Linked DNA regions of Mus musculus: regions 1 and 3 are each linked to region 2. Evidence: chromatin loops called from intact Hi-C (ENCODE). Cell type or tissue: gastrocnemius. All regions are shown on one strand. Links, peaks and the distances in the headings refer to the core of each region. The heading gives the core; the rest is flanking DNA. Region 1 overlaps Ppp1r3a (protein phosphatase 1, regulatory subunit 3A). Region 2 has its middle 22 kb from the start of Gm38768. Region 3 holds the start of Ppp1r3a (protein phosphatase 1, regulatory subunit 3A).

Evidence for each region. Hi-C counts contacts between places; a loop is a spot of excess contacts. Peaks named below come from ENCODE experiments on the same cell type or tissue, not always from the same donor. Only the 100,000 strongest peaks of a DNase experiment are listed, where the experiment ranks them.
Region 1: it touches region 2 in a loop (4-fold over the local background); 2 of 42 quality-filtered maps call a loop at or near these places.
Region 3: it touches region 2 in a loop (5-fold over the local background); 7 of 42 quality-filtered maps call a loop at or near these places.

Annotation. Positions count from the first base shown.
Region 1 is chr6:14,708,021-14,719,263 of GRCm38, forward strand. Ppp1r3a (protein phosphatase 1, regulatory subunit 3A) reads right to left here. Exons shown (of 4, transcript NM_080464.2): 4 at 5,802-11,243. The coding sequence ends at 9,624. Among named protein-coding and RNA genes, the nearest start is that of Ppp1r3a, 42 kb to the right of the region's middle. In gastrocnemius, for the core only: no CTCF peak of the experiment used is centred there; no DNase peak of the experiment used is centred there; H3K4me3 peaks cover 1,243 bases; H3K27ac peaks cover 5,000 bases.
Region 2 is chr6:14,581,086-14,592,328 of GRCm38, forward strand. No RefSeq gene overlaps it. Among named protein-coding and RNA genes, the nearest start is that of Gm38768, 22 kb to the right of the region's middle. In gastrocnemius, for the core only: a CTCF peak has its summit at 4,902 (motif pointing right); no DNase peak of the experiment used is centred there; H3K4me3 peaks cover 1,543 bases; H3K27ac peaks cover 4,276 bases.
Region 3 is chr6:14,748,048-14,759,290 of GRCm38, forward strand. Ppp1r3a (protein phosphatase 1, regulatory subunit 3A) reads right to left here and starts at 7,227. Exons shown (of 4, transcript NM_080464.2): 1 at 6,415-7,227. The coding sequence starts at 7,199. In gastrocnemius, for the core only: no CTCF peak of the experiment used is centred there; no DNase peak of the experiment used is centred there; H3K4me3 peaks cover 5,000 bases; H3K27ac peaks cover 4,994 bases.

The DNA.
Region 1 (11,243 bases), core at 2,557-7,556, 130 kb after region 2:
TGTGAGAACAGGAAATAAATTACCTTAATTTTGGTTCCTTTCTTTCTTCTTCTTCTTCTTCTTCTTCTTCTTCTTCTTCTTCTTCTTCTTCTTCTTCTTCTTCTTCTTCTTCTTCTTCTTCTTCTTCTTCTTCTTTAGGTAGAACTCAGAATAATTTCACTCAATAAATTGTGAAAATTTTTATTCACTATGAAAAGATATGATGGATTTCCCAAGAATTAGTTTATTAATTGGCAATTTGTCTACCATATATAAAGGCAGTGCAAACTCTTATAGTGTATAAAGTGACTCAAGACCATGTCTACTGACATGAGTGTCCTGTGGTGCCACCCAAGGCCATGGTGTAGAACAGTGCTGATGCCAAAGACCATGTCTGGGTCCATGGTTCTACTGGATCTGGGGTCCGTGTTAATGTCCATGGTCTGTGTTACCATCAGAGGCCATGAAGATATTTATGGTCTGAGAAGCTACAACCTGAACCCACATGAACGACCATGGACTCTGCTGCCACTGGAGGCCATGCTGATGTGGGTAGTTTCTGATACCACCTAAGAACATATTGATATCTATGGTCTGAGAAGCCTAAAGGGCATTGTTTGTGTACAGGGTGGTGGCCCCTGATTCCTGTTGCCACTGACGGTGAAGAGCAAGGAGGTTGCTTTAGTTGTGATAGCCATATCTGCAGACACACACTTGAGAGGGAGGAATATTGAAGGCTCCTGTGACAACATCTACCACCACCACAGCACTCCCAAACGGAAAAACCCCAAAACAATAAATAAATAAATAAATAAATAAATAAATAAATAAATGTAACAGCCTATACTGGAAACTACCAAAGAGAACCCTCTTTTTAAAATTAGATATTTTCTTTATTTTTATTTCAAATGTTATCTATCCCCTTTCCTCATTTCCCCACCAAACATCCCCCTATGCCATCTCCCCTCGCCCTGCTCATTAACCTACCCACTCCCACTTCCCTGTAGTGGCATTCCCCTACACTGGAGCATCAAGCCTTCACAGGACTAAGGGCCTGTCCTGTCATTGATATCCCACAAGGCTATCCTCTGCTACATATGTAGCTGGCACCATGAGTCCCTCCATATGTACTCTTTAATTGGTGGTTTAGTTCCTGGGTTAGTTCATATTGCTCCTCCTATTGGCTACAAACACCTTCAGCTCCTTGGGTCCTTTCTCTAACTCCTACATTGGGGACCCTGTGCTCAGTCCTAGTCAGAGTAATTAGACAACAAAAGGAGGTCAAACAGATACAAATTGGAAAGGAAGAAATCAAAATATCGCTATTTGCAGATGATATGATAGTATACTTAAGTGACCAAAAAAATTCCACCAGAGAACTCCTAAACCTCATAAACAATTTCAGCAAAGTGGCTAGATATAATATTAACTCAAACAAATCAGAGGCCTTCCCCTACTCAAAAGATAAACAGGCTATGAAAGAAATTAGGGAAACAAAAACTTTCACAATAGTCACTAATAATATAAAATACCTTGGTGTGACTCTAACTAAGCAAGTGAAAGATTTGTATGATAAGAACTCCAAGTCTCTGAAGAAAAAAAATCTAAGAAGATATCAGACGATGGAAAGATCTCCCATGCTCATTGATTGGTAGGATTATAGTAAAAATGGCCATTTTGTCAAAAGCAATCTACAGTTTCAATTCAATCCCCATCAAAATTCTAATGCAATTCTTCACAGAGTTAGAAAGAGCAATTTCCAAATTCATCTGGAATAACAGAAATCCCAGGATATCGAAAACTATTCTCAACAATAAAAGAACTTCTAGGGGAATCACCATCCCTGACCTCAAGCTGTACTACAGAACAATTGTGATAAAAACTGCATGGTATTGGTACACTGCCAGGCAAATATATCAATGGAATAGAATTGAAGAACCAGAAATGGAACCACACACCTACGGTCATTTGATCCTTGACAAAGGGGCTAAAACCATCCAGTAGAAAAAAGACAGCACTTCAACTAATAGAGATGGTTCAACTGTCCATTAGCATATAGACGAATGCAAATCAATCCACTTTTATCTCCTTGTACAAATCTCAAGTCTAAGTGGATCAAGGAAATTTCATGAATTTTACAGAACACCAATAGCTTATGCTCTAAGATTAAGTTTTGACAAATGGGGCCTCATAAAATTGCAAAGTTTCTGTAAAGCAAAAGACACTGTCAATAGGACAAAACAGCAACCATCAGATTGGGAAGATTATTACCAACCCTACATCCAATAGAGGACTAATATCTAATATATACAACGAACTCAAGAAGTTAGACTCCAGAATAACAAATAACCCTATTAAAAATGGGCTACAGAGCTAAACAAAGAATTCTCAACTGAGGAAAGCAAATGGCTGAGAAGTACCTAAAGAAATGTGCAATATCCTTAGTTATCAGGGAAATGCAAATCAAAACAACCCTGAGATTCCACCTCACACCAGTCAGAATGGCTAAGATCAAAAACTCAGGTGACAACAGATACTGGTGAGGATGTGAAGAAATAGGAACACTCCTTCATTGCTGGTGGGACTGCCCACACATACAGTCATTCTAGAAATCAGTTTGGTGGTTCTTCAGAAAATTGGACATAGTACTAACTGAGAACCCAGCTATACCACTCCTGGGCATACACCCAGAAGATGCTCCAGCATGTAATGAGGCCACATGCTCCACTGTGTTCATAGCAGCCTTATTTATAATAACCAGATGCTGGAAAGAACCTAGATGTCCCTGAACAGAGGAATGGATACAGAAATTGTGGTACATTTACACAGCAGAGTACTACTCAGCTATTAAAAACAATGAATTCAGTGATGTACAGACTGTTTAAGGTTTTTGAGTAACAAACAGATGCTTCCTTGAATTATTTTGACACAATTTACTGTGAGGTTTTTTTTCTCTTGCTGATATGTCTGGATTCCTTGTACAGACAATATAAAGAAAAGCCTTTCTTATAAACAAAACAAAACAACAACAACAACAATGAATTCATGAAATTCTTAGACAAATGGATGGTTCTGGAGGATAACATCCTGAGTGAGGTAACCCAATCACAAAAGAATACACATGATTAGCCCAGAAGTTCATAATACCCAAGATATAATTCACAGACCACATGAAGCTCAAAAAAAAAAAAAAAAAAAGGAAGATCAAAGTGTGGATACTTCAGTCCTTTTAGAAGGGGGATCAAAATACCCATGGGAGAAGATACAGAGATAAAGAGAACTTTTAAAAAGTGTGACCTAGATGCTAAAGTAAGTTCTCCAAAATTCATGGCTTCTGGTGGAGGAATGGAAGGAGATGGACTAAGTTCTAGTTAAAGGGCAGGGCACAGTTTGTTTGGCCACACTATAGTGAGGATATAGATAACAAAAATTGGACATGGTATGTGTGTGTGTCTGTCTCTGTGTGTGTATGTGTGTGTGTGTGTGAGAGAGAGAGAGAGAGAGAGAGAGAGAGAGAGAGAGAGAGAGACAGAGACAGAGACAGAGAGAGACAGAGAGAAAGAGAAGGGGAGATCACAATGGTTGGGCGACACAGATATGGAAAGACTGGTAGAGACTGTTACAAGGATACAGGATGTGAAACTTTCAGAGAATCAATAAAGGTATCATGTGGAGGTAAAGAAACTGATTCAAGTGTGTAATATTTTACATTTACACATTGCCAAAATATAAATGCTATCATGGATACTTCCTTCATAAATTGCTGAAAGTATATTATGCTTTATTTAAGTATTTCCAGGGAGAGCTAGCAGCCTCTTAATATTCTGTTGTGTCATCTCTTTGCTGGTTGATATTGTCTTTTATAGGTTGTGTCTTTTGAATATTAGATATGTTTCCATTCAGAACCAGGTCAACCAATACATGCTGCTAATGAATTCTAAAACATAGTGGAGGTACATCTGGCTTTTTCTTTGCTCTTAAGTGACCAATTGCTGATGGACCTGAAATGGCACATAATCATCTATTGCATTCCCTGCCTGCATACTTCTTTCTTTAGCCTAAACACCTAAAATAAGTATACTATTTTTTTGTAAAACCATTTTATCTTAATTAGTCAAAAAATAAATTTTTAGATTTTGCATATATTACAATTCCAAATTTCTGTAAGTTGCTCCTTAATGTATTTTATATAGCTGTGAGCTTTCAGAGTCTCTTTTATATGTTAGTCAGACAAGTGCTTTCCTCTTTAAAAATACACGGGCTGTTTTTTTTTTTCCAAGTTCTGTTTACTTACCCTGAGGGTTGACAAGCAGAGCAGGTGTGGCTTGGAGAGATCAGCCATTTTCAAAGGGCATGGTAGCAGCTGAGAAGATTCGGTTTCTTGCACTTTATACCTTGTGATGTTTGTTGATGTTAAACCACTGAGCTACTTTGACAACATGCTGTGTCCCATTAATTTCCTCCCTAGCCAGTGAATGAAAGGCTACAGTATTTTTCCCATGAACTCAGAATAATTTACTTATTTTCCATGAGATAAAATGACAGAAATATTTGTGTAGGAGGAAGAAAGCTGTAACATGAAAAATAAGTGTTTTATAGAATAATTGTTAAGGAAAAAGAGAAGAAAACACCATTTTCCTCTTCTTATATGCCAAATCCAACCCATCACTTGAATGTCTTCTCCAAATTCTCTTTGCGATTCTAGCTTTATCTTCAGGAACTTATTTATCATCCCAGCTGTATTTTAAAATATTTATTCAGTTTTAATTATATCTAAAAAGACAAAAAAAGAGTAATTATTGTGACAAAAACTAGCTCAGCATCCCCGCAAACTATACCATGTAGGATGACCAGAAGAAAAAAACATTTTTAAATTTGTATTCCTTTCTTGATCTATTTGGATAACCAAGTGTCCAGTGCAAGCAATAAGAAGGATAACATTGATACATATGCAGCTAGAGACTCGAGCTCTGTGGGGGGGTGGGGGTAGGGGTTACTGGTTAGTTCATATTATTGTTCCACCTATAGGGTTGCAGACCCCTTTAGCTCCTTGGGTACTTTCTCTAGCTCCTCCATTGGGGGCCCTGTGATCCATCCAATAGCTGACTGTGAGCATCCACTTCTGTGTTTGCTAGGCCCCGGCATAGCCTCACAAGAGACAGCTATATCTGGGTCCTTTCAGCAAAATCTTGCTAGTGTATGCAATGGTATCAGTGTTTGGAGGATGATTATGGGATGGATCCCCGGTTATGGCAGTCTCTAGACGGCCCATCCTTTCATCACAGTTCCAAACTTTGTCTCTGTAACCAGTATCCCCTGGAGCTCGTGTCTCTAGCTGCATATCTATCAGAAGATGGCCTAGTCAGCCATCATTGGAAAGAGAGGCCCATTGGTCTTGCAAACTTTATATGCCTCAGTACAGGGGAACGCCAGGGCCAAGAAGTGGGAGTGGGTGGATAGGGGAGTGGGGGGGAGGGTATGGGGGACTTTTGGGATAGCATTGGAAATGTAAATGAAGAAAATGCCTAATAAATAAAAAATGAAAAAAAAGGATAATATTGGCAGAGAAATGAAAACAGAAAGATCTTATGGACCATAATAGGAGACTATGAAAGGATGGGACTTGAATCACATGTCGAAATTGTGCATCACTAGACAGGAAGAGGATGTGGAATGATCATATAATCTATGCAGTGGGATGTGTATGTGTAGGGCTAAGAGAACTAATTAAGAGAATCTTAATTTACCAGAGAAATGTTTGAAGGAGACAATGTGGAAGACAGAATGATTTATACTGAGATAAAAAGAAACATGCACCAATATCAAACCAGAGAAATGATTTATTTATATATCACAGGCTACTGTGAGGTCTTTAGTTAAGTCAAAATGATTCCAGAATCCTTTACTGTAATTGACATCTTACTTTATTTTCTGGCAATTTACAAACATTGGATGTAGTAAAAACGACATAGGGAAATTTTTATTAAGGTTTTGCACAATGTACTGTTTAATTTTTGAAAAGTCAATGTTCTGTGTATAATTTTCCACATATTAAAATAATATAAAATAAAAATATTGGACTTTTAAAATTGATTAATATTTTAAATATTTGTTTAATAAGGTTTTAGCAACAACAATAGAACAATTTATTTCAAAATACGTGCACATTCCAAGCTAGGCTGGTAGCTTCTTTAAAATCCAATTTGTAATTTTTAAAGTTTGAGTCCTGTGGTATAAACAGTAGAATATTTATCACACATGTTTCAAATGATGGAAATTAAGTTGTGCTGACAAGATTTTTATTATAACCCCCCCCCCAAAATACAAAAGCAACCATGGTTAATCAATTGAATAACAGTAACCCTTTTAACTAATCTCTCCAGAGATTCACAACTGAGGCGGTGCCTGGCAAGAAACTACTTAAGACAGGGTTAACACCAAAAAGGTGGTCCTTACTGTGAAGTCCAGTTTCCAGAGTCAATGGACATGTAAAAGAAAAGCCTGCTATCTTAAAGGAGATAAGTAGAGTCAACTCCGATATTTTCCCTAGCTCTGTTTGTTTAGCTTTTTACTTTATTAATATATAAAAGGGATTAACATCCATCAATGTAAAACAAAAATATTTTCAAAGCTCTATAACTACCACTGGATAGAGAAAAAATATCTTACTTATTTCCCCATATTTGGTCTGGCCATTTACAATGTTTTCACTTAACCAGAGTACTGGTGTAAGATGAGGTAAAAGAACGTCCTGTTTTGACAAAATAGTGACAAATATTTGACTATAGATAGGCCTTGAAAAATTTATTATCCACGTATTAGAGCTCCTCAAGAAAATATAGTTCTACTGACCCAACATTCCTAAATGTTGAAGAGTGGATATAAACCACTCAGTCATTTTATTCTGGTTGAGAATTTTATTGTGATGTTGATAGCTTCTAGATGTCAGAGTTCTTAAAAAGACTGTTGTTTTGTATTACATAGCATTGCTAAACTTCTCAGTTAGTTTTTAGAGGTCCGTGTCTAAGACTGAGAACCCCAGAAAGATAAGGATAGCAATGATTAAATCATATTTCTTATTTAAAATAAGAATGGCATATGTAAAGATCCTCATTGGTAATTACTCTGCTATGCCCTCATTATACCCATAGTCAAAGTGTGGTGAGATGTGAAACTGGCATCTATGGATAAAAAAAAAAAAAATGGCCTTTACCAAGATGGTCCATAGCCAAGTCCTTGTCGGCAGAGGCTACAAGTTCATCCTAACACTCATTTTTATTCATCATAGAGATGTGACCAAAAGAGACTGACAAACTCAACCTCCTCATAGAGCAGTCCTTTCAAGTGTCCTTGTACCTTTATTTAAAGTTCTATAAGTAATGTTTGAAAAGTCAGTTCAATCCAGTATTTCTTCTTTGCATCAAAGAAACACACAACTAAATAGTGTTTAAAATCCTTTGAAGCTTGTTCCTGTTTTATTACAAATGCATGAGAACCTTTGGTGAGTTAATGTTACCAGAAATCAAATAGAGGAGGGAAAGGGAGTTACGCTGATCATTTAAGGGAAGAATTCTGTTTGGGGCACCGGTGCTCATAAAATAGTGTCCTTTACATTACAGAGATAAGCTATGTTGACTAAAACTCTTAAAACATAGAATTAAGAAAAACCTCTAAGCTATAAAGAGCTGGTGGAATGCTAACTTTAACTCCAACTTAACTTAGTCCTGACAAAAAAATATGAGGGCAACAATTTTAGAGATAATTTCTAAGGACTGCTTAAAGGAATTCCACTTGCATTTGATAGAAGTATGCTTCTCAAAAAGCAAATATTTGACCTGCATTCTACTTCAGGATGTTTGCATTTGGTCAACTAAAAAGCTAAAGCCAATGACTCATTTTTAAGGAGCCTTGAGAAAAGCATGCAATTACCAGTTTGAGAAATAGTTGTGCACGTAAAGAAACTTTAGCAAACCACTAAGTATCACATGATAAGTCATTTTAAAGATTTTTATTTTCTTATAATTTTATAGTTGTGAGATATATGAGATGGCATGTAATTTTATAGTTATAAGTAAATAAAAATATCATACTATTTTCTGTTTAACTTTCCCTGAAAGAACTTTCCATGAAAGATAAACATTCAATAGAATCCTTCTCTGACATTTTTCATACTCCAACCCAGTTAAAAATACATTATTTTGCTATATACAGGGATCGATATACTCAGTTTATCTAAGGACCCCCATAGAATAGCACAGGGCTTTGTATATTACAATTATTCAATAAAATTGCTGAAATAAATTTTGTATAAATCTTGACAGTATTTCCATTTAACTAAAAAATGCTCCATTATTTTATACCTTTACCTATAATTACAGTAGCCAAATCACTGCTATAGTCTATGTTCACTTCGTTTTCAGTATGCTTTCAACTATACATATTTTGCCTGCTTAAAGTTTTGAGTGATTGTCTCATAACCCAAAGATGACAAAATGGATATTACCAGACAAGGAGTTTGTTCTGTAAATTTACTTAGGATAAAATTCATCTCCCTACTATAAGAAAATATTAACAACTAATCGAAAACAAAGGAACTACCAGGAAGAACAAACCATTTTAGCATCTATTATATTATTACTTAAGGCCTTATGTTCTATAGCAGTGGTTCTCAACCTTTTTAATGTTGTGACCCTTTAATAGAGTGCCACATGTTGTGGTGACCCCAGCCATAAGTTTGTTTTGTTTATACTTCATAACTGTAATTCTGCTCACTGTTGTGAATGATAACATAAATATCTGATATGCAGCCTCCAAAGGGGTTGTAACCCACAGGTTAAGAACTACAAGGTAGGTGCAAAATCACCTTGAAACAATGATGATAGAATGTTAGAATTTTCATGTCTGGACAACACTTAACATTAAAATTGTCCATTTGTGTTACAGTCTACACATTCAACTAAATAAAAATAAACAAACAAAGTTAAAATTGGTGTATGAAAACCCTGACATCATGGGTACAAAGAGATACAATGGTATGCACATAAAGTATAATGTGAGTGTGCATAAAACATATTTCCAATTTACGTTTTCATATTGCAAAGTACATGGGTATTTTCTTAAAGGCATAAACAGAAATTTTAATATTTGATCTATCAATATGTGCTGATAGAGTACACAGTGCTAAATGAAATTTTCATGGCAAATTCTAGGGACTAAAAGAAAAAATATCTCTCCATGTTTTATCTATTTTTTTAAAAACCTAGGAGGAAAGTGCTCTCAGGGAAAAAAAATATCCAAAGCTTTACTGTGAAAGAAATGATTGCAGGAAATCGCACTTTAAATAGTGAAGAGACATGAAGCATTTCAACTTCACAGCCTGCTAAGGAGCAACAGCTGTACCTAATTCCAACTTGACGTGCTTCACATCTCATATTCATATAGGTATTTAATGATCCAAGCATAATGGTCCTATATAGAATAATTACTTATATGAAGGAGCAAACTTCATACGCATTCCTTTTTAAATGATCCTTCAAGAGAAAAACTGCACTGATTCTTTGAACAATGAATAGTCTCTCCTGCCATTCCAAATGTTTGGGACTAAATAGCTTATCTTTCAAGAGAGAATAGCAACTGTGCCAAGCTCACTTTTTCTTAACAGACTCTCTTTGCCTCCCCCCTTCCCAGTACAACCAGTATAATGAAAAAAGGTAGAACGCCAAGCCTATCATTAAGTCATAGTAGTAGACAGTTGCAAGAAATATCAGAAACAAAAGGAAATATGGTATTTTAGAGTTGGTGGATATTGAAAGCAGAGACTCCCTGCCTTGAGCTTCGAGTTCCTGCGTAGAGACAGTAGCAGAAGCAGAGCTCACTAATCCTTTGTCACCCAGATAACACTGTGACTGTCCAGAATGCATTAACCCTTCATTTTCAGAACTTGCTTCATCCAGATTCTCAAGAGGCTCATTGGTAAAAAACATCGGGCCCTGGGAGTTTTCCAAGCTACCTTCTTTTTGTTGGAGAATCGGACCCCCGCCTCGTTCTCCTCCACTACCTGATTTCATTATTTCTGAACTTTTGAAAACATCTTCAGGTTTAGACATGGCATGGCCCAAGACCTCACTTTCTGGGTGCCAATTATATTCTGATTTGGTAGGAATAGACTGGAGGGTTGTGTTAGTAACTGCTTTCTCTTCACCGTAAGAAGGTACTGATTTTTTAGAGCAGTGTCTGTAAACTTGAGAGCTGTCCCGAGAAGCGCTGGCAGTGTCTGAGTTAAATGCAGAGGGAACGGCGTTGAAGTCTGTTCTCCTTGATAATTCTTGAAGCAGCTCAAGATCTGCATTTGCTTGGAATATTGCTCTGTCTGTTGGTAACACTCCCAAATGTAAATCCAGTTTTGACGTAGCTTTTTGATTGCCTGTAATGACCTGTGAAGGTTCGTCTATAGATGTTACACTTCCAATTCCATGTTTCTCCTTGTCATATGTCTTCTGAGGAAAGCACGTAGATGTGGTTTTCTCCTTCTTCATTTCATCCACACGTAAATTACAAATATCTAAATGTGACTCCCTTTCAAAATCATTGTCATGGATTACACCTGCTGTATCTCCATGACAAAGGGAATAATGTGAATCATCTTTCCTCCCTTCATGTGGATCAAACGCTGTTTCTTTTACCTCGATGGGCCTGTCATTTCCTGCTGTCTCTTGAGGTAGCTTAGCAATTATTGCTTTTCCTCTAGCAGACGCGCTTTCTGGAGTACTTTCTAATGTTGTCTTAATTATATAAGCTGTAACTGCTTGTGCTTTCTCAGTAATACCATGATCAGCAAGAGAAGACAGTCCGTAGCATTCTGTCTCTCGGCAGGTAAACAAGTGTTCTGTAGGAGTAGCTTTCAGATTCCTACTGTTATCTGTTTTTTCCCACATGTCTTTATACTCTGCTTGTTCTTTGGTATGCTTGGCTATATCTGATTCAGTCTCACTTGTTTCTGACTGGGTTTCCAGAACGTTCCATTTTTTTCTATGTCGTGTGTTCATATTCTGATTTTCAGGATTGCTAGAGTCTGAGTTTTCCCTGTCAGCTTGAAAAAGATGATCATCAGTCAGAGGGCTGAAATTCCTTGGAGAACTAAGATCACTAGTTCCTGGTTCTAAATTGCTACCACTTCCAACTTCTCTCCAACTCCTTTTTGCATTTGTGGAAGGACAGGGATCCACTGTCACCGCCCAGGTGTTAGCTGTAATATCTTTGCTCAG
Region 2 (11,243 bases), core at 3,011-8,010:
CAGTGCATTCTTGTCTTGCAGGTATCTATATGTTGTAAGTTTAAAAAAAATAACATTTGCAAATGTATAAAATGTATAATTCTGATCCTGCCCATCAGAAATTATTTTTATTTTCTCATATTTGGCTGATACTTTGACTGTGTTCCAAAAAAAAAAAAAAGTTCCTAGAAATATGTAAGCATTGCCCTAATTTTTACTATTATTCCTAAAACAATTACCTACTTTTGGCTTCTGATTATCATTTTTTACCTCTTGTGTTTGTTACCTAAGAGACTTTTATTCAACAGAATATTATTATGCTTTTCTGAAATATTTTAAGATGTGTCCTGTTGTCTCATCTCATTCATTGGTTCAGGCATAGCTTAGCCCTTTGCACATAATGGATCACAGTGAGATTCCCAAGAAGAACAAAGAACCCAAGGATCCAATTGCATTGAGTGAGATCTCAGGTCCACCTCTTGCAACTGTTGGGACATCTACACACTATGCTTCTCATGGCCTCCTGAGGCAAATCCACAGTTTCTTTGCTTTCTCTCTCCTCTGTAGGTTTTATTATTATACTGAAGAGATTCCAGCCCATGTTACTCTTGTATTTACTTTTTTCCAGTCGTGTCAAAATATCTGGCAAAACAACTAAAGAAAGTGTTAGTAGTGGATTCATGTGTCCCATAACACTACTTCCCCTTTCTGTGGCTGAAACAAAGAATTGAGAAAGATACATGTTACTGGGGAATGAGTCTTCTTCATAAGTTCTTAGTCACATGGATAAACAAATTTAAAAATGGCTTTCATAAGAAAGCATGGGACTATTTTATTGCAGTTTAAGAGAAAAATCACAGAGCAGACAATCTTTACATCATAGCAAGTTTGGGGAGAAGGAGATGAAGAAGAGGAAAAGAAAAAGTCATTCCTTTTGTGCTAGGTCAACAGTAGTTGGCTCCAAGGGTCGACCCCAAGCACCTATTCAAGGTGAAATGGGATCTTCAAAGAAAATAGTGAGAATGTTAGGGAAAGCATGTTTAGAAATTTAGACAGTATCTGAAGAAGAACTAAAAGAGGGAGAAAGAAGGATTCCACTTTTGAGTTAAAACTGAGCAAAGCAGGCTTACTTAGCATAAAGATTTTCAATAACTGCCCAGACAGAGGACTTTCTGGGATCTATAAGCACATTCTCTAGCTAAGGAGCAAATATTCCTCCTATCTTCTTACCAGGTGAATCGACTTTTCTGAGGGGTAGTCTGACTAGGTAAGAGACAGGCCTAGTTGGGTTACTCTTTTAGAGAGTGTACAATAACAGTGTGCAATGTTCGAATACCTTGAACAGATCAGAATATCTCAGCTCTATAAGAGGTAGAGCTATCATTTTGACCAGAGCAGTTTCCTATTAACCTTTCTTAAAAACAAAACAAAACAAAACAAAAACAAAAACTAAAACAAAAACAAAAACAAAAACAAAACAAAAGAATAACCTCGCAGTGGCTTCTAAGCCTACCAATACCAATGTATCTTCTTGTGTTAGTTGGTGTTCTCTCTTGTGTTAGTTGGTCAGTTGGTGTTGGTGTTCTAGAGAAGCTTATATAGCCGATATTGTATATTTCTTTTATATGCTGTCATATACTTTTATCTTTCTAGTAGCTGTTTCTCTAATTAATTATATTTTTATATTAGGCAATCCCATGATATTTTTTCACTTCCAAGTTTATGCTTTCTGCTTCCTCTAAGTTTTTCTAGCAAGTTTACTGCTACATTGTAAATGTAATATCTACCTGTTAAGGTAGAGAACAGAAATGTACAGACCACACCCGAAAAAACATTCATAGCCTCATTTGTGCCTGACATTCTTTGCTTTAAATTTAAAATACTGAAGATAAATATGCAAAGGTAACATCTACTGTAACTAAAACCTATATTAGCATGTTTATTATTATTAATTGGGTGTAATCTAGAGTTCTAATTGCACAATCACACAAGTTTTGAAGAGAAGGACTTCTGATTCACTAGAGCATTATTTCCGCAATGAAATCATATGCTATTAGAAAGTCAATTGTGCTAAAAAATATAATGAGGGTTATGCAAATATAATTGAATTGTGTGGACATTTTATTGTCTAACTCCCACTCTGTAATAGTAATATAACTTTCTATTTATAGAGTGACATTCTGTAAAGAACTGCAAGTATAGTTAGAGTTTCAAGATGCATGCCACGTTTCACTTTTACAACAGGTAAGAAAAAAGTGTAATTTCAAAATCAAGTTTAGTAAAGAAAAGGAATTTAGCATCTTAGATAAATAAATGTTTTTAACAACAAAGTAGGAATTCTATAGACAACTTTAAATTATGTAAAGTGATATTCACATAAATAATCTTGTTTCAAATGACTGGCTACCAAATGGCTTGTGGCATCCTCAAAATGTTCTACTGAATCTAACAATCTATTTCTTCAAAACTTCCCACTCCTTTGTGTCTTCAAGTTTGGAAAAGAGCTGGGATGTTACCAAATTAAGCTTAAAACTATACTGCGTGTTCTGTATTATATTGTCTAAGATATACTGAATACTCACAAGGGCTAAGAACTCTGGTTATCAATTAGGTAGATTTATGTATCTTGCATGCTAATGTCCACCAAAATATGGACCCACCACTATTCTCTTAATGTTTGAGTGTTTACTATTTCAATATGCATTCTGTTGAGTTCTGGAAGCTGCTTTGTTCCATATTTTATCCATAATCCCTACTATTTGGCATGGCAAGGTTGCAGCCATTTATTTATTTATTTTTTGGATTAAGTGAATCCAGATATCTGACCTTGAATTATCTTAGGATGATCTTAGCAACAGAGTGCTGTGATACACACTTCCAGAGTTAAAGTTGTATTCTGTAACCAGAGAAGATCTGGACGTGAGTGATTTGGAGCAGGTGTGAGGGAGGCTTATGGCCATACCCTGGAAGAAAGCCAGTGTGGAGCATTTCCCCTCCAGCCCTATCCAGTGGCTCCCTGGGAAAGCAGCTTGCCAACTGACCACTTTCATCACATGCTCATCTGAGAGAAAAGATTTGTGTTCTTTCTCCAAAACCATGGTTTTCTAGCCTCACAATTATGAGGTTAACCTGAGAGGAAGGACAAATACCAAGTAACAAACAAGTGTTTCTTCTGTTCTCCAACTAAGCTTATAGTTTATAAGACAGAGCAAACAGGGTGTAAATATGATTTTAACAGCTCAGTGTCACTAGATAGCACTGTTCAAACTTTGTTAGGAGATCGGAGACTCATCAGTCACATAAGATTCAATGTAACCCTTGCAGGAAAAGTGATTGGTAAAGAAGAGTGAAATCTTTGTGTTACATTTTACTAAAGTTAAATGTTTCCAGACCTGGTTACACAAATTTCTTCCAACATTTGGATTTTGAGTCATTGGGCTATATTGATGGGTCAGTGCTCTCCTTAGGATTTGACTTTTGAAGTTTGCAGACAGATGTTAACTCTTGATGGCAGTGTGGGCTATGATACTACTTTACTAAACTAACAGGTACCTTTGGAGATGTCTACACAGCACTGCTTTCAACATTTTCAAATCAACAAGAAAATTATTAAGGGCTTCTTAATTGTTTATCTATTTTGTATGAAGTTACCCATTATTTACCCTCCCATAGGTTTATTTAATTGTATAGTTGAGGTTTATTTTAGACAATTTGCATTTATCAATCTATTAGTCCCTTATGAACTATTCCCAAAATACAATGTACTTAAAGATGTCAACATTGCATATATTATAACAAATATACCCCTGGCTTCATTTTTATAGTAGATGTCCAATAAATATCTGTTGACTGACAATGTGAGTTTTGGTCATGCTTATTACATAAGTCATTTCTGAAGGACAGTCCAAAGTGTTTCATTTGTTTATGCTCATGAATTCTGCTACAAACAAATGGTGGTCTTCTGGGATACATTAGAGAAGATATATGGAGATTTGACTTTACCATGGAATTGATGTACAAACGTCCAAATAGAATATGATTTCTCAAGAGAGAAGAATACTGAACTGTTGTTAAAGTAACAAGATTGCAGTAGATCTGGTACAAGAGTGAACATACATGCAATGCTTCTGATGAAGAGGATAATGTTAGTTTTCAACTATTTACTTATTTAGCAAGATACAGTGTCATTTCATTTGCTTTTCATAATATATTTTTGTTATTATTACAATATCAATATCAAACAATTCATCACAAAATTAGTAAGCTTATTTAAAATTTATCAGAAAACTATAACTTATTAATCTACACCCTTCAACAAGTTTTAGGGATTAGGGCTACTTACTGTAGGATTTGAATTTGGTAAGCATGTCAATAGCTCTAAATGTGTTCTGTTTAATAATTCCACAATGCTAAAGAATCTCAGGAAACTTTATCATCTATACAAATCCAAAGTTATATACGTTTTACACTTTAGTATCACTAACTATGACAGTTACTAACATCACTTAAACTCTTCTAGTCAATGCTTTCTTTTACAAGGACATTCTCAATAATCTGGAAAATTTAGATATAAATTTGAGCCTACTGAAAACCAATATATTTTTGCAAAACTTATTTTAATCAGAATGTACAGATGCATAAGCATTCCTTATTATAAAATCAAGTAAGAACATTGCATGGCCCAAATTCGAAATATCAACCTAATTAACATTTTAACCCAGCCAATAGTGGTCCTGAAGGATATATTTTACTAGCTTAAGTGTAAATTTAACTATTTGAAAAATACCAATAATCAGATTGTGTCAATCAGAATATAGCAATTACCACAATGCCAGCATATATCTGTATATTTGTGTATACATTTTTGTATACATGGACGAAATAAAGAACTTTTGAAATTGGCTAGATATTTGTCTTAACCATCAATGACCACTAGATGGCACCTAGTATTTGGCAAGCTTAACACTCCTGTATTTCTAGTGCTTAAAATAGCTACAGTATCAGGTCAGTTCTGACAGAGCAAAAATTAATCTTGCCACAGACAAGCACTCTTCCCTGTCAGAAATCTAAATTTAAAAGGCATGTGACTATTTGGTCAACAAGAAAATATTTTATTTTTCCTATTACATTTTAAAAATTAAATAAAAGAATTTATAATTTAAAAGTTTTTTTTAATTACATGAAATGCATCATTTTAAAATGTGGATTTGGAGTACTTTAAAGCGAGTGTGTCAATCATTGAAACATTGGTTTCATTCTGTGAGAGCTAAGTGAAAACAACCTTGATGCAGATTCTGGAATCTTAAGTGACCCAGCACTATTTCGAGTAGTGTAGTTTCTTATTTTCTAGATGAAATACTTTTTAATAATTGTTAGTAATGTATTTTGGCTTCTCTGTTCAGCTTTCTCTTCTGAGCCACAGATCAGAAGATGGGTATGTTTGCAGGGCTTGGGTACATAGTGTTCAGAGTAACTAAAAGTCACTGTGTCCCAAACTGAAACTTTCATCATTCCATTAAACCTGTTCACTCCTTTAAATACCCACCTATTCATCCTGGCCAGGAATTTGGACTTTTCTTAGTTCTTTTCACCCTTGACCTTGTGTCTTATAGCAATAATCTGTCAACCTCTTAAATATCCCTGGTCTGATCCCAGCTGTTTTCTTACCTATCCTCCCCTTCTGCTACCTCACTAGTAAAAAACCTTGTACTTGATAAATACAGTTCTTGTCGTTTTTATTCCTTTGCTTCTTTAAAATGATGTTCCCTTTCCCTACTTTGACTTCAATTCTATGTCTGGATATCTTGTGTTCTCTTCAACGTTTACACATTTGTGATGATGGCTATAATAGGTACAGCCAGCTGTACTATCAAATCAACACCTTGACACAGAGGGCATTTGTATTTTAGTATTGTCCTGATGCAATGAGAAAATACTCACTGCAATTATTGCATGTCTAAGAAAAATAAATACACCAAAATGTCTGTCTTAGTAAGGGTTTTTATTCCTGGACAAAACATCATGACCAAGAAGCAAGTTGGGGAGGAAAGGGTTTATTCAGCTTACTCTTCCACGTTGCTGTTCATCACCAAAGGAAGTCAGGACTGGAACTCAAACAGGTCAGGAAGCAGGAGCTGATACAGAGGCCATGGATGGATGTTCTTTACTGGCTTGCCTCCCCTGGCTTGCTCAGCCTGCTATCTTATAGATCCCAAGACTACCAGGTCAGAGATGGTACCACCCACAAGGGGCCTTTCCCCACTTGATTACTAATTGAGAAAATGCCTTACAGCTGGATCTCATGGAGGCATTTCCCCAACTGAAGCTCCTTTCTCTGTGATAACTCCAGCCTGTGTCAAGTTGACACACAAACCAACCAGTACATTGGCAAAACACATACTCTGCACATATCCTTCATTGTACGATATTATATATAGTTACTACTTATAAACTTTATATAATCACTATCATTACTTATTCTTATTAAATGCTCTAGGATTGTCAGGTATTAGCTGAGTTATAGAAGTGTGTAAAAGATATATGTATATATTATTTGAATGCCTGCCCTATTTGAAGATACTAGCATCTCAGATTAGACACTTCATCTTATTTTAACTTTGAACTACAATGCATGGTTTCATTTCTGATATGAAGTAAATCTTTAGTGATGAAAGAGAAGAGTGTTAGTGTGTTAATTTCCCTTAATCTTATTGTGTTTTTCATGCCCAATTAGAATGTCTGTCTCAGGATAGTATAGATTCTCTAATATGAATATATTGAAAAAGTGGAGAAAACATATATTGATATAAAGTTAAATATTTATTTCATGACAGAACAGATGCTAGATTTTATCAGCACATATTTCTATAGGTATATTGACTTGTTACACTGAATTTCGAAAGCATAGGCAATTATTACATTAATGAAAGTGGGACAACATATTTTTAAAAGTAAAGAATATTAAAAATGAAATAAAATCTTCACAGAACCTGAAAGAAAAATTTTCAGATTCATATGGAAACAGATAAAAACCCAAGATAGCCAAAACAATCATGAAAAATAAAAGAGCTGATATAGGTTTTGTTGTCCCCAAACGCAGATTGTACTGCAGAGCTATAGTAATAAAAATACCATGGGTTTGGCACAAAAAAATGGAACAAGCTATCAATTAAATCAAATTGAAGATCCAAACATAAATCCGCACACCTATTGACACCTGAGTTTTGATATGGAAGCCAAAAATAGACACTGGGGGGAAAAGAGAGGGTCTTCAACAAATGGTGATCATCAGAATAGATGGCTGCATGCTGAAGAATGCAAATAGATACATATTTATCATACTGCAAAAACTTAAGCCTATTTGCATCAAAGACTTCAACATAAAACCAAACACACTGGAGTTGAAAGGGGAAAAAGTGTGAAATAGTTTTGAACTCATTGGCAAATGAAAAGGCTTTCTGAACAGAACATTAAGATCAACAATTAATAAATGAGACCTCATGAAACTAAAAAGTTTCCATAAAGCAAAGACAGAATTGTTTGACAAATACACACACACACACACACACACACACACACACACATGCACACAAACACACACAAATAAATAATTATATATATTTTTGCAGTAAATCTCCAACCCAAATATGCCACAGCAATGAAAACACGACTAAGTTAATATGAATACATGCTGTGTGGCTAGATTGGGCAGACCTACCCTACACTACCGTCTTCCACATCTATGAGACCCCTTAGAACTTGCTGTTTCTCCAGGCCATGTGCTTCACCTCTGCTTTTCTTCTTCTTTCTCCTCCTTTGAGTCCTCTCTCTCTTCCATTTTCTCCTTCTTATCTTTCTTACCTTCCACTCCACCTTTCCTTTATCTGCCCAATTATCAGCTCTCCTTTATTTGACAAATTAAGGTGGTAAGCAGGTTTACAGGAAATCACCTGAGTGCTGACTCATTCCTTGTTCGCAGTGCCTCACTGGAGAACAGAATTAACATTAAATATAATTAGCCCAGAGCTATATCTAATATATATATATTTTTTTTATTAGATGTTTTCTTTATTTAAATTTCAAATGTTATCCCCTTTTCTAGTTTCCTCTCCAAATCCCCTCTCCCCTTGCTCATCAACCCACCCACCCCTGCTTCCCTGTCCTGGCATTCCTCTACACTGGGGTATTGAGCCTTCACAGGACCAAGGGCCTCAGAAAGGGTACAGACTGCCCAAATTGGATTCCATCTCAAGGGGAGGATCCAAGGCCTGACACTGTTACTGATACTATGGTGTGCTTACAGACAATAGTCTAGCATGGCTGCCCTCCAAGAGGCCCAACAAGCATACTATACCCAACTAATATACTGAAGTTGAGGACCACTGTGCTTGACTTAGGGAAAGACTGGAGGAAGTTGAGGTGGAGGATGACCCCATATGGAGACCAGCAGTCTCAATTAACCTGGACCCCTGAGATCTCTCAGACACTGAGCCACCAACCAGGCAGCCTTCGAGGCACCTGACACATATACAGCAGAGGACTGCCTGTTCTGGCTTCAGTGAGAGAAGAAGCACAGAACCCTCTAGCAACTTGAGGCCCCAGGGAGTGGGGAGGTCTGGCAGGGCAGGGTGGGGTTGGCTGGGCGGGGGCATCCTCTTGGAGATGGGATGAGAAGGAATGGGTTGTGTAACTGTCAGGAGGGTAGACTGGGAGGGGGTAACAACCGGACTGTAAAAAGTAATTAAAGATAATTTTAAAAGGTAGGGGGTACAGATCTAAACACAGAATTCTCAAAAGAGGAATTTCAACTGACTAAGAAACACATAGAGAATTGATCAACATCCTTATCCATCTGTGCAGTGCTATCAAAGATCCCATCTTACACCTGTCAGAATGGCTAAGATCCATAATATTCGTGGCAAGGAGAATACTCATGGTGGAAGTGGAAACTTGTAAAGCCCCTATGGAAATCAGTATGGTGGTTCTTCAGGAAGTTAGGAGTTGATCTACTTCAAGATCAAACTCTCTTACTCTTGTGCATATGCCCAAGGATACTCCATTCTACCTCACACTTACACAATCATGTTCATAGCTGGTCTATTAATTATAACCAGAAATTGAAAACTATCTAGATAGACATCTAGACAAATATCCAAATGAAGGAAATATAATATATTTGCAATATGGAATATTGTTCTCATTATTAAAAGTTCAAATCATGAGATTTGCAGGCAAATGGATGGAAATAGGAAAAGAAATCATGAATGAGGTAACCAAGACCCAGAAGACAAATATGGTATGTATGTGCTCATATGTGGAAGTTAGCTGTTAAAACAATGATAACCAAGCTATGTAGAGCCACAGAGCTTAGTTACGCAGTAAGTCACTAACTACAGACAGATAGATTTTCCTAGAAAAGGGAAATAGAATATAAATAGTTCTTCTTTTCTGAGGAAAGAAGGAATCATGAAGGAATATAGGGAGAGGCACTGGAAATGAGGACCAGATTAAAGAAAGTCAGGAAACCTAATAGAGTAGAAGCTTCCTATAGTTAATACATATATGAAAGTAATCTAAGTAAAATTGCCAATTAAGAATGAAACAGAGCCCCAACTGGATATCTCTTGTTACCAAATGAAGCTTCCAATATTGTATCTGGTTACAGTCAAAGCTGCTTGCGTGACCAAGAACCAGAGACAGATAACTTGGGGAACTAGGGTAAAACCAAATACTTCTGTTCCAAAAAAGGTAGCAATAATGTGACTCCTAATATAACTCTTCTATGGTCATAGTTCAGTGCTTTCTCAACTATCAAAAGGGAAGCTTCCTCCTTAAGCAGATGAGAATAAATACAAAAATTCCCAGCTAGATATTATGCAGAGAGAACTTGGAACACTCAGTCCTAACCAGGATTTAGGGTTCAGGAAACCCTGTGGGAACTGAAGCTCAATGAGTGTAAGAGCCAAAGGTGATGGAGGACACCAAGAAAGCATGGCTCTCTAAGCAAACAGGATGGACTCACAGATGCTGTGCATAGAAACAAGACAGTTCTAAAAGCAGATCTTAACTAATAATTTAAAAAATTGGAAAAAATTTAACTTATAGAAAGCATGGAATCTGATAACATTGACCAGAGAGCTATCATTAGCAGTAAAATGTCAATTTATTTTTTTAAAGAAGAAAAATAATATTAAACAATATCTTTAACTAAAAAGAGTGAAAACTCAGAAAAACAATTTTTTGATGTCATGTTAAATGACTACTTGATGGCATAACAATTTTTATGGCATCAAATCCATAGATTAGAAAAGAAGAGAAACCCCAATATCCTAATGTTCCATCTTAGGAAACTGCATAAGTTAAATCAAACCAAATTCAATTGAACCTAAAGTAAGCAAAAGAAACAAGATATTAAATATTATGAAAGAAATAAATGGACAATTGAATAGAAAATAGTATCGATGAAAAATCAATTCATTTTAATTTTCTATATTCAAATTCATATGTATAGCAGCAATAGCAATTACTTTAATTTTGCTTTGAAGAATTAAGCAAGACAATGTATACTCAATGTCCAGCCAAGTACGTATCATCTCTTAGGAGGGACATAAAGATTGAAGCCACCATGACAATAATTGCTTTTCTCATCTGTAGAGGAATCTTAGTCCAGACATGACTGCTCTGGCAAGGGATCACATCTAAAAACCTGGAATTACACACCTTTAATCCCTCTGACTGAAATACAGATAGACTTTTAATATATGCCTTTAACCCTGAACAATGATGGCTGACTGAGGGGCAGACAGAGTGAGGAGTCAGAGAAAGATTTAATAGAATCAGTCAAAGACAGTATTAACCCAACTATGATGATGACAGGAAAGAGAGGCTACTTAAAGAGTACTGCAGGGAGAGAGAGGCACTTCATCTTAGTTTGGAGCAGTTCAGTTTAATGCAGTTCAGTTGAGTGCAGTTGAGCTCAGATGAGTCCAGTTCAGTTTGGAGCAGTTCATTTCACTCAAGTGAGTTGAGTTTCATTTGAGTTCAGTTCAGGAGAGCTCAGTTGAGCTGAGTTCAGTTGAGTTCCTGGAGTTCAGTGACAATTTTTCTGAGCACAACAATTCGGTCAGAAGCAGACAAGCCAATCTGAATCAGTCAGGTTGGTAAGGAGGTTGAAGCAGAACAGCCCAGTTGACCCAGCCAGCCAGAGTTTGGAAAGAGTTAGTAAAGGGTGAGCTTATTCAGCTGTAAGGCTCCAAGATGACAAT
Region 3 (11,243 bases), core at 2,466-7,465, 170 kb after region 2:
ATGTCAGGAGAGAAAAAAAAAAAAAAAAAAAAACAAGTGCTGTCCAAGGGTCAGGAAATGAGTTATCTGCGGAAGATTGTTAATGAAGGTGACAATTCTGAGGGCTTCAGATGATGGTGCACGCCTTTAAGCCCAGCACCTGGGAGGCAGAGGCAGGCAGATTTCTGAGTTCAAGGCCAGCCTGGTCTACAGAGTGAGTTCCAGGACATCCAGGGCTATACAGAGAAATCCTGTCTCAAAAAAACAAACAAAAAAAAAAAAAAAACAAAAAAAAAACAAAAAAACCAAACAAACAAAAACAAAACAAAACAAAACAAAACCCAAAAACAAAAACAAAAAAAAATGTATTAGTGCTCGCTTCAGCAACACATATACTAACATTTGAATCTTTAAAGATGCAATATTAGTTCATTTTCATACTGGCCATCCTGATATTCTTATGAGGCAGGAAAGTAACCTGATCTCTTAAGAATAGGAAGATGCCACACAGCTATCTATCATATATACCTTTATTTTTTGTTTTTGCTCAGATTCACAATTGGCGGTTATCACTTAGAAGAGTGCAAATTGATCCATTCTTATCCCCTTGTACAAAGCTCAAGTCTAAGTGGATCAAAGACATCTACATAAAACCAGAGACTGAAATTTATAGAGGAGAATGTGGGGAAAACATTGATGATATGGGCATTGGGGGAAAAGTCCAAAACAGAACAGCAATGGCTTATGCTATAAGATCAAGAATTGACAAATGGAACCTCATGAAATTGCAAAGCTTCTGTAAGGCAAAAGACACTGTCAATAAGACAAAAAGGCAACCACCAGATTGGGAAAGGATATTTTACCAATCCTAAATCTGATAGGGGACTATAATATCCAATATATTCCAAGAGCTCAAGAAGCTGGACACCAGAAATTCAAATAAGCCCATTAAAAAATGGGGTATAGAACTAAACAAAGAATTCTCAAGAGAGGAATACTGAAGGGCTGAGAAGCACCTGAAAAAATGTTCAACATCCTTAATCATCAGGGAAATGCAAATCAAAACAACCCTGAGACTCCACCTCACTCCATTCAGAATGACTAAGATCAAAAATTCAGGTGACAGCAGATGCTGGTGAGGATGTGGAGAAAGAGGAACACTCCTCCATTGCTGGTGGGATTACAAGCTTGTACAACCACTCTGGAAATCAGTCTGGTGGTTCCTCTGAAAATTGGACATAGTACTACGGGAAGATCCAGCAATACCTCTCCTGGGCATATACCCAGAAGATGTTCCAACTAGTAGTAAGGACACATGCTCCACTATGTTCATAGCAGCCTAATTTATAATAGCCAGAAGCTAGAAAGAACCCAGATATCCCTCAACAGAGGTATGGATACAGAAAATGTGGTACATTTACACAATGGAGTACTACTCAGCTATTAAAAACAATCAATTTATGAAATTCTTAGGAAAATAGATTTATCTAGAGGATATCATCCTGAGTGACGTAACCCAATCACAAATGCACTCACTGATAAGTGTATATTAGCCCAGAAACTTAGAATACCCAAGATACAATTTGTAAAACACAAGAAAATCCCAAGATATAAGATATAATTTGCTAAACACATGAAACTCAAGAAGAATGAAGACTGAAGTGTGGACACTATGCCCCTCCTTAGATTTGGGAACAAAACACCCATGGAAGGAGTTACAGAGACAAAGTTTGGAGCTGAGATGAAAGGATGGACCATGTAGAGACTGCCATATCCAGGGATCCACCCCATAATCAGCATCCAAACGCTGACACCATTGCATACACTAGCAAGATTTTATTGAAAGGACCCATATGTAGCTGTCTCTTGTGAGACTATGCCGGGGCCTAGCAAACACAGAAGTGGATGCTCACAGTCAGCTATTGGATGGGTCACAGGGCTCCCAATGGAGGAGCTAGAGAAAGTAGCCAAGGAGCTAAAGGGATCTGCAACCCTATAGGTGGAACAACATTATGAACTAACCAGTACCCCGGAGCTCTTGACTCTAGCTGCATATATATCAAAAGATGGCCTAGTCGGCCATCACTGGAAAGAGAGGCCCATTGGACTTGCAAACTTTATATGCCCCAGTACAGGGGAACACCAGGGCCAAAAAGGGGGAGTGGGTGGGCAGGGGAGTGGGGGTGGGTGGATATGGGGGACTTTTGGTATAGCATTGGAAATGTAAATGAGCTAAATACCTAATAAAAAATGGGAAAAAAAAGAAAAGAAAATCAAGAAGAAGGAAGACCAAATTGTGGATACTTCATTCCTCCTTAGAATAGGGAACAAAACACCCATGGAAGGAGTTACAGAGAAAAAGGTTGGAGCTAAGACAAAAGGATGGACCATCCATAGACTACCCCACCTGGGGATCCATCCAATAATCAGCCACTAAACCCAGACACTGTTGCATATGCCAGCAAGATTTTGCTGAGGGGACCCTGGTATAGCTGTCTCAAGTGAGGCTATGCCAGTGCCTGGCAAATACAGAAGTGGATGCTCACTGTCATCTACAGGATGGAACACAGGGACCTCAGTGGAGGAGCTAGAGAAATTACCCAAGGAGCTGAATGGGTCTGCAACCCTATAGGTGGAACAACAATAAGAACTAACCAGTACCCCCAGAGCTCATGTCTCTAGCTGCATATGTAGCAGAAGTTGGCCTAGTCAGCCATCATTCGAAAGAGAGGCCCCTTGGTCTTGCAAACTTTTGGGATAGCATTTGAAATATAAATAAAGAAAATATCAAAAAAAAGGTGAGTTTGTTCAATGACCCAAATAATGTCTCTCTTACTTGTTCAAGAATTGTCTGGGGGCTGGAGAGATGACAAGTTGGGCTTTAAAATTTTGCTCAGATCTGATGACCTCAATCTAATCCCAGGAACCCACATATAGTAAGGTGAGAACTGACTCCGATAAGTTGTCCTTTCATGTTTTCATGTGTGCTGTGACACACAGCAAGCACCACCCTAAAACATTTCTGAAAAGAAAATAGAACTTCAGTTTTTGTCTATTAAATACAGAAATTTTACTAGGTTCTCTTCCCATTTTTAGATACTCCTATGATAAGGTCAAGCATATCTCAAGAAAACTGAAACTTTAAATTTTCTTGTTGAACAAAAGCTTGCAAGAAACAAAAGAATGTTTTCCACCTGAATGTCTACAAGTCCTCAAATTAAAAGGTTATAATATGGGGACTTAGTATAGGTTTTAAAGATTCCTCAACTGAGTGAGTTCTAACTGAAACTTCTAATAATTTACTAGTAAATTCCTAAGAACTGGAAGCTATTGAGGAGCTGGAACACAAACATGCTTAATTTCTCAAGCATCCTGTATCTGCATTATAGTTTTAATTTATATGGACCTGTACATTTGTTTGCTTACACAAACACAATTGTCGCATGTGTGGTGACACCTAACAAATCCGTCAAGATGCATGCCTTTCACAGATATTAGACACTCTGGGTCAGTTGCCTGTTAGTAACTAACTCTGACTTTCTTTCTCTGTAGATATTTCAAATCACATAGAGTAATGAGTCTCAAGTGAAAACAGACACACCATATCAAAAAAAAAAAAAAAAGACATTTACAATCTCTAACCTAAGAAAAATTTCCACAATGAAAATACCAAGCCTCTATGGCAGATTGTCATAAGAGAAATCTTGCCTCAGCCAATATGTGGATGTAGTTAGCTCTATACTCATTAGAAGGGATGGATTATTGACACTTTCAGAAAACAATCTCACAGACACTGATGGCAAATTAACTTTGGTATTAAGAGTAACTGAAGTTAGTTGTAACTCTGTGCACTAGGTCATTCTAAGTTTCATTTTAACTCTGAGTTATTTTGCACATTCTTAATCTACTTGTAGGTAAGAAACACAAATTCATGTATATTTCTGCTTATTTTTATCTCAGAAAAGAAATGTCTCCAAATCAAATAGCATAGATTTGTTGTAAAACTAAACTAATTTGTTATAGAACTGTTGTAAACGACCTTTAAGTTCTTACAAGTCTTTTTTCTATAGGAAGGATATTTTGAAGCTATAATCTTTTCTCAAATGAGTATTAGTTTATTTTAACCATAAGTGCATTTTTTTAAATAATACTAATGAGGGAGCCTTCTATTTTCCTAACCAAATTCTTCCCAATAAAATCTAACTGCACTATTCATTTAGAAATTTGATAATGCTCTCTTGTGTGAGTTTTAGGTATATTTGAAAGCCCATTGCATATAAATTATATCATGGAAAGCTGTATAAATATTCTATTATGGCACATGCTGTTCTGAGGATCTGTCAGGATTTCCTTTATACACTCCATCTTGAGTGGTATATAAATCAGATGTAAAAATTCATGTTGGACTGAAACTCAGTACAGAAAGCCTCCTCCAGAGGCAAATGCTTTCTTCAAAATGTGGTTTGAATTATGTTGGTCATTTTTAAGTTATAGAAGTACAGAAAATGTATTTGTGGTTTCGAAGGAAAGAGGTTTTTCCATTTCCATAACTCATTAGGAAACTTTACAGGCCTTCAGACCATTTTGTGGTTCGGTTTTTCTCAGCTTTTTTTCCTCCAAAGAAATATTAAAATCTGAGTGGTGTCTGCTATGAGCTGATGATTTCTGTTCTGAATACAAAGGTATACATGAACATTGTGTGTATATATATATATATATATATATATATATATATTATGTATATGTATATGAATACACACACACACACACACACACACACACACATATAGAACCCATGGCTAGTGTGTATGATTAAGCCAGGCCTCTTTACTCTGGGTAGCAAGTGAAGGGTAGTCTATTCCTCAGAAATCTCCTGAACTCAGTTCAGAATGTATTGCTTGACATTTTGAAGCTGGAATTTTTACTCATAGAAGCACATATTGAGTTAAAAACTGCTTCTCTAGCCAGACATTTTTACATTTCTTAAATTCTGCTTGCTCTAACAGTGCTTGGCTGCATGGTTTAAAAGTATTTAATAAAGTATTAAAAGTACATAGTGTTTTGTGCAGAGGTTAGTTTGAATTTCATTGAATCATTGTTTTTCCCTTGCAGATAATGTTACTGAGTATTATCACAGCATCTAATTTTTATTTTAGCATATACAGAGGCTATGATTATCTTTTCTCTTTTAATAATATAAATTACAGCTTAAGAAAGTTTAGTTTGAAATAAGAAAGTTGGAATAGCTCACAAAGTAGACTATGCTTCTTTCAAATGACATCAATATAAAATTAAAAGTGTACTATTTTTTATATTTTAATTGATTTAACCTATATTAGCTTAGTTCATGAATCCACTGGATCAACAAGTCTGGTAATTACTACTTAATTCTTTATCCATTAAAACATAAAATTATTAATATCTTCTCAAAGTAATTTCTGAAAGTTTCTATTTAGTACTTGGACTCTGAGTGTTTTTTCTTTATACATATATAGTTTCGTCTTCAACATATGAAAATGTTTCTGGTGAAGTTATTAAATTGTTTGGGGATACTTAGGACTATCACTCAGAGAATAATCAAAGTTTACCAGTGGCTAGAAGAGCAAGGGGGGCTGTTCCTTTGGGATGCAGGGAAGAGCAGACAGGGATCTAACTGTTCCTGGGTGTTCTATCTGCTGACCTACTGTCATGGAAATTAGCCAGCTCTGTACTACAGAGTGAGCTGAAGGCTACTTCTATATTTCGACATTAACAGACAAGCCGGGTTACTAATGAGGGGTCATGTCCCAAAACTCTCATCAGTATAGCTGAATATCGTTCTTACTATCTGGGTCATTTTTTATTATTCTGCTCCACTTACTTTTAATAAATTATACTAATTTGTGTTCCATAATGTTACAATTATATAATTATGAAGTTTTATGTGCAATGTATACTTCACTCACAATTGTCTTCTTGTTAGTTCATAAATTAGTTTTTGTTATGATTTAATCTGGTATAGATTACGCCAAATGTCTTTATATAGCCCATTAAGCAATTAAAATGTTCATTGCAGTTATAAAAAATCTACAAACTTCTGAGCACCAGGTACACATTGAAGTACAATTTTATATAGATTAAGTATGTTTCAGGGTGAAGCATGGGCATTTGACAAACATTACAAATAAATGTATTCTAAATAAAATAATTTCATAAGTGAAGCATCTATAATTCAGGGTTTGAAAGCAAATAGTATGCCTACCACCCACTACTGTATTACACACGAATTTTCCTTAATTAAGAATATGAGAATGGTATTGCCTAAGCAGTATTGACCTGCTACATGTGACACACAGTTGTTTTTATGTACAAGAAACACATTTTTAGATTTATTATTTCTTGTAACATGCAAATTAACATTTTATAAACATTAGAGAATGCAAAACGTGGACTCACCGTGATTTTACCTTTAAGCAGCCTTTTATTTGTCTGCTAGGTGCTTCTTCCAATGGCTTTACAGGCTCTGGCTCCTTCCTCTTCTTTTGACAAACCAATATATAATTTGTGCCATTATTATTTGACCAAAATGTGCCAGCAGAAGTTTCATAGCGTATACAAAACTCCACTTTACCGCCCTCTTTTTGATAAGGTGGAACCAATGAAATCTTAAAAGAGAATTGGTCAGTCTCACCGTCGCACGAGTTAGGAACATATTCTGCTAAAATGTCATAATGTGTCTGCCAGTCATCCAAAGACATGCGCACATACACTAACTTCTCAAAAGAAATGTTCAGGACTCGAATAATGCCCTTCATGCTTGACCCGGGAAGGTGTTCAGCGGACTCCAGCACGGCTTTCTGGACTTGGAGTTGTTCCATAAGCTTTTCTTTTGAAGAAGGCAAGTCAAACAGTGGAGATAAAACATATTCATCTGTGTGGAAAACATCCCCACTTAAGTCAAAATCAGTTGAAACACTGGGTAGTTCCCAGCAATCAAATTCTTTAACAGACACAAGGCTGAATCCCAGGCTGTCAGCAAAGGAAACTCTCCGGGAAGCTGAGGTTGGAGTGTCCAGATACATGTCTTCCGAAGATCCTGACCCGCGTCTGCTTGGCTGAGGGGAGAAGCCAGGCTTGAAGGTCGCCTTAACTTCTTCATCCTCACACACAGAATCAGACAGATTAGGAACTTCTAAAAAGTTATCTTTGCTAATCTGACCAGGTTCTTCAGCGGGCTCCATTGGTCTCTCTGATTTATCAAATAAGAGTAAACTGTACAGCTGGTAGAGGCTGATATCTGAGATACTGAGGCTTAAAATAAGTGTAAGGTTACAGTTGACATTGCAAAAGAAGTCAGCTCTATAAATAGGTCCAAATGGCTTGTCAACTATGCTAGCCTGCCTCCAAGGCCTTTTATATGATAGCATCAAAGCTACTCTGGCCACAATGTTCCAGATTTCACTTTTGATGTTTAAAGTTGCATGTGTTGATGAGCTCAGGTCTGAAGAGTCGTCAAACATTATTTTTGTTATTCAAGTATATTAAAACTAAGGATAAAAAGTCTGCTTTATCTAATTGATGTAAACACAAAAGAAATAAAAGCAAGGAAATAATGAATATGTATGTACTTGAGGAGAGTCAATCCATGAAGCAAGGAAATTTGGACGGTAGAATGTGTGAGCATCTGTGACTAGCAGAGATCTACAGTTTGCTAAAAACCATATCTAGCAGTTTCTGAGACTTACCGTCTCAAACTTTGAGTACAAAGGTGTCAACTACAGGTGCTGAATGTTAAGTAAAGTGAAAATTGTGAAGAGATGTAAATACTCATATGCCTTAGCACAAAAATCCACCAACAGGAAATCTGTCCTGGGAATATGATGGGAAAATGTGTACAATAAATGTCACTTTTTGTTCATCACCTCATGGGTTATTTTCTGAAGTCTCTACACATGAAGAAAGTGGGAAAATACTGCTACATACTAAAATTGAATCCTTGCAGTAATTAAAAAAATATTATACAGCCGAGTAGAAAAAAGGAAAGGAAAACAGATGTGCACAGGTATATGAGCCTAATTCCTGAAAAGCTTCTAAAGACATTTTAGTGGATGTAGTACTCATCATGGAGACTGAAATAGGTTTTGAAATGGTAAACACAATGATAAACTCAAAGAGCATGATGCCTTTAAAATATCTGTAATTTGAACTCAATTAAAATATAAAACATGCAGTGAAAGAGGTGACTGTTTTTCAATATCAGAAGCTGCAATGGCACCCTGTCTTTCAAATGACATCTTCATAAATATTGTAAGTTATTGTACACCTTGAATTACATAAATTCCATGAATGAGAATTTCCCCTCCAAAGGTGGAAACAGATGGGACATAGAACAGGAGAAAATGAAAATATTTGGGTTAGATCTCATTTACATAGCTAGGACATGTACGGTATGTGTGCCACACGAATCATTTCAGAGCAGCAAATTGAAATAATTGCAAACTGGAGGGTTTAAGATAGGCATTTTTAAAGATACATAAAGTGCCATATAGGTCATATGAGGAAAATATCAGTAGATTTGTTTATTGACACATGTGATACAGTTTGTGTCTATAGTCTACAAAATTGGCTTTATAAATTAGATGCACATTTGAAAATGCTCTTGTTTACTTGATGCGGATTCTTCTGCTTTGACTGCCCATTTTCAACAAAGAGTAGTCTCTCGATTTATGTTAGCTACTACCATTTAGAGCTGACAAGTTTTACCTAACTGGAATCTGGTATGTCCCTTTGGCCAACACTTTGCTAACACAGAGTGACCTCATCTTTCTAATCTCTTCTTACTTATCAAACCTCCAGTGCTTTCATTCTTTTAAAAAAAAATGTTTTCTTTTCTTTTTTTAAAAATTTTATTAGGTATTTTCCTCATTTACACTTCCAATGCTATCCCAAAAGTCCCCCATACCATACCCCCCACTCCCCTACCCACCCACTCCCCCTTTTTAGCCCTGGCATTCCCCTGTACTGGGGCATATAAAGTTTGCAAGTCCAATGGGCCTCTCTTTCCAGTGATGGCTGACTAGGCCATCTTTTGATACATATGCAGCTAGAGTCAAGAGCTCCGGGGTACTGGTTAGTTCATAATGTTGTTCCACCTATAGGGTTGCAGTTCCCTTTAGCTCCTCTTACTCCTGCCTGAACTCTGTTCCTCTGTGAATGAGCTCTCCTTAGTTGAAATGCCTATGAGGCTTATAAAGAAACAAAAAACAAACCCACAAAACCCTACCATACTCATCTTCATGACTTGATATTTGTATCTAGTTAAAATTCAGAAATCTTTGCTTCATTTTTATACAATAGAATAATATCCCATTTTCAAACATCCACAGTGCTCAACTTTAACATGTTATCCTGGCCCTCAGCTGCTCAGATAAAGTAATTTTAGCATAAGGAGAGCATTTATTTGAAAGCTAAGCTTTACACTTTTATTCCCCTACCCTCTTTCTATTAACAAAACATTTCAGAGTACCTTTTTTTTTCCCATAAAGAAAAAAGATCATCCAGGAGCGAAATAAATAGGATGTAGGCGGCACACTCAAGTAAGATAATCCCAAGAGACTATTTATAAAGCTCTATTTATAAACTGCAAATCAGGATAAGTCACATGGCTAGTATACCGAAACTCAGATCAGTTGCATAATAGCTATTCCCATTTCTTAAGGCACAGAAAGGGACATGAGCACAAGAACTTAAAAACAGAAAGTGCCATGAGGTATTTATTGGATAGAGACCCATTCAAGGAACAAAGCTAACTGTAATAATCTTGCTAGGAGCAGTACAGAGTCATAAATAATACTGGATACATTATGGTTTTGATCAGGCATCCTGCAAGGTTTTCTAATGTCTAAGAAAGCATGGAGGCTAATGCTACCTTCAGAGTCTCTGTTTCCTGGAGGCACAGACAAAGTGGAAAAGATTGAAAGCACAATGAAACTGGGAAATAGACCAGAAATAAAACATACACATATTTATCATGCACATATCAAAATCTCTGTTAGAGATGTTCATATTATAACCTGGATGCACTATCAGATCTACAAAGATTTCTCAAGATGAAGATCTTCTCCAGGGAGTTTAGCACACAGGCCTGATTTAATTAAATGATGATCTGATTTGTTGACCTTAGAGTTAGAGACTTGTATTCCACTCATGAAAACAATTGGAACCAACATTGCTCTTGTACTGTATGCTCTTTTCGGTACAGTCCCTATAAAATACTTTGCTAATATATACATATATATTAGCAATTCAGGTACATTTCGCAATCACTTAGGCTTCGTTTTTACATAGGAAAACAGATTGAGGGCAATGAAGTATCCCACCACTTAGTAACAGAGCTGAGAGTTGAACAAAGTGCTTGATTTCAGCCCATGCACTCCACATTCTACCACACACATACACTCTCTTGCTTTAGAATCATGATTAGCAAATTAACCAGGCTTTGAGGATTGTCATTAAAATTCATTTGTTCTAGATTTGATTTATTTTTAATAATTAACTTTTGTGAACTTTCCCTTTTTTCCCCATTTGATGAATGATCTCTGGAGTGTCCAAATACTTTTTCTTTATGACATTGTTTCTCAACTTTCCACCCATGTGGTCTACTTGAATCCAATATTTCAGGCTATACTTTCTCAATCATAGAAACTTCTGTTTGTGAATGACAGAATTACATTTAAAACTAAATTGAAAAGAATCACAGTCTCTTTAGATCTACTCTTGTCAAACAATTTTAATGGACACTATTCCAAACAAAGTTTTAGAGACAGATTTTTCCCCCAAAACACCAATTATTGGTAAACAATCTGCCAATAAACTGTGGACATAGAAATCATCAGAAAGTAGAAAGTTTATAGACATGGCATTCACTCCTTGGATATTTGAACGATGCAGTATTAGTGAATGATCTTGCTATAGAAAAGAGCTTTGTCACCAAAAGCAGCATCTCATTTCTTTTCAATCATATGTCCAAAGCTAGTGTAATACTCAGGTATCAAGACCTCATTTTATGTGAACTACACAGTGTGAATTACAATCAATTAGTCATTTAATAAAAGAATGTGAATCTAGAGCTCCGAGGATATGAAGCAAGAGAGTATTGGGTTAAATATTTCACATTGAGTATAATAAAGCTGAAACTCAAAATTCTCCTGTTATGCTGTCAGCAATTCCGCATTATCTCTAAAAGAAAAATAAACCTACCTAAAGATAGATATTACTGATAATGT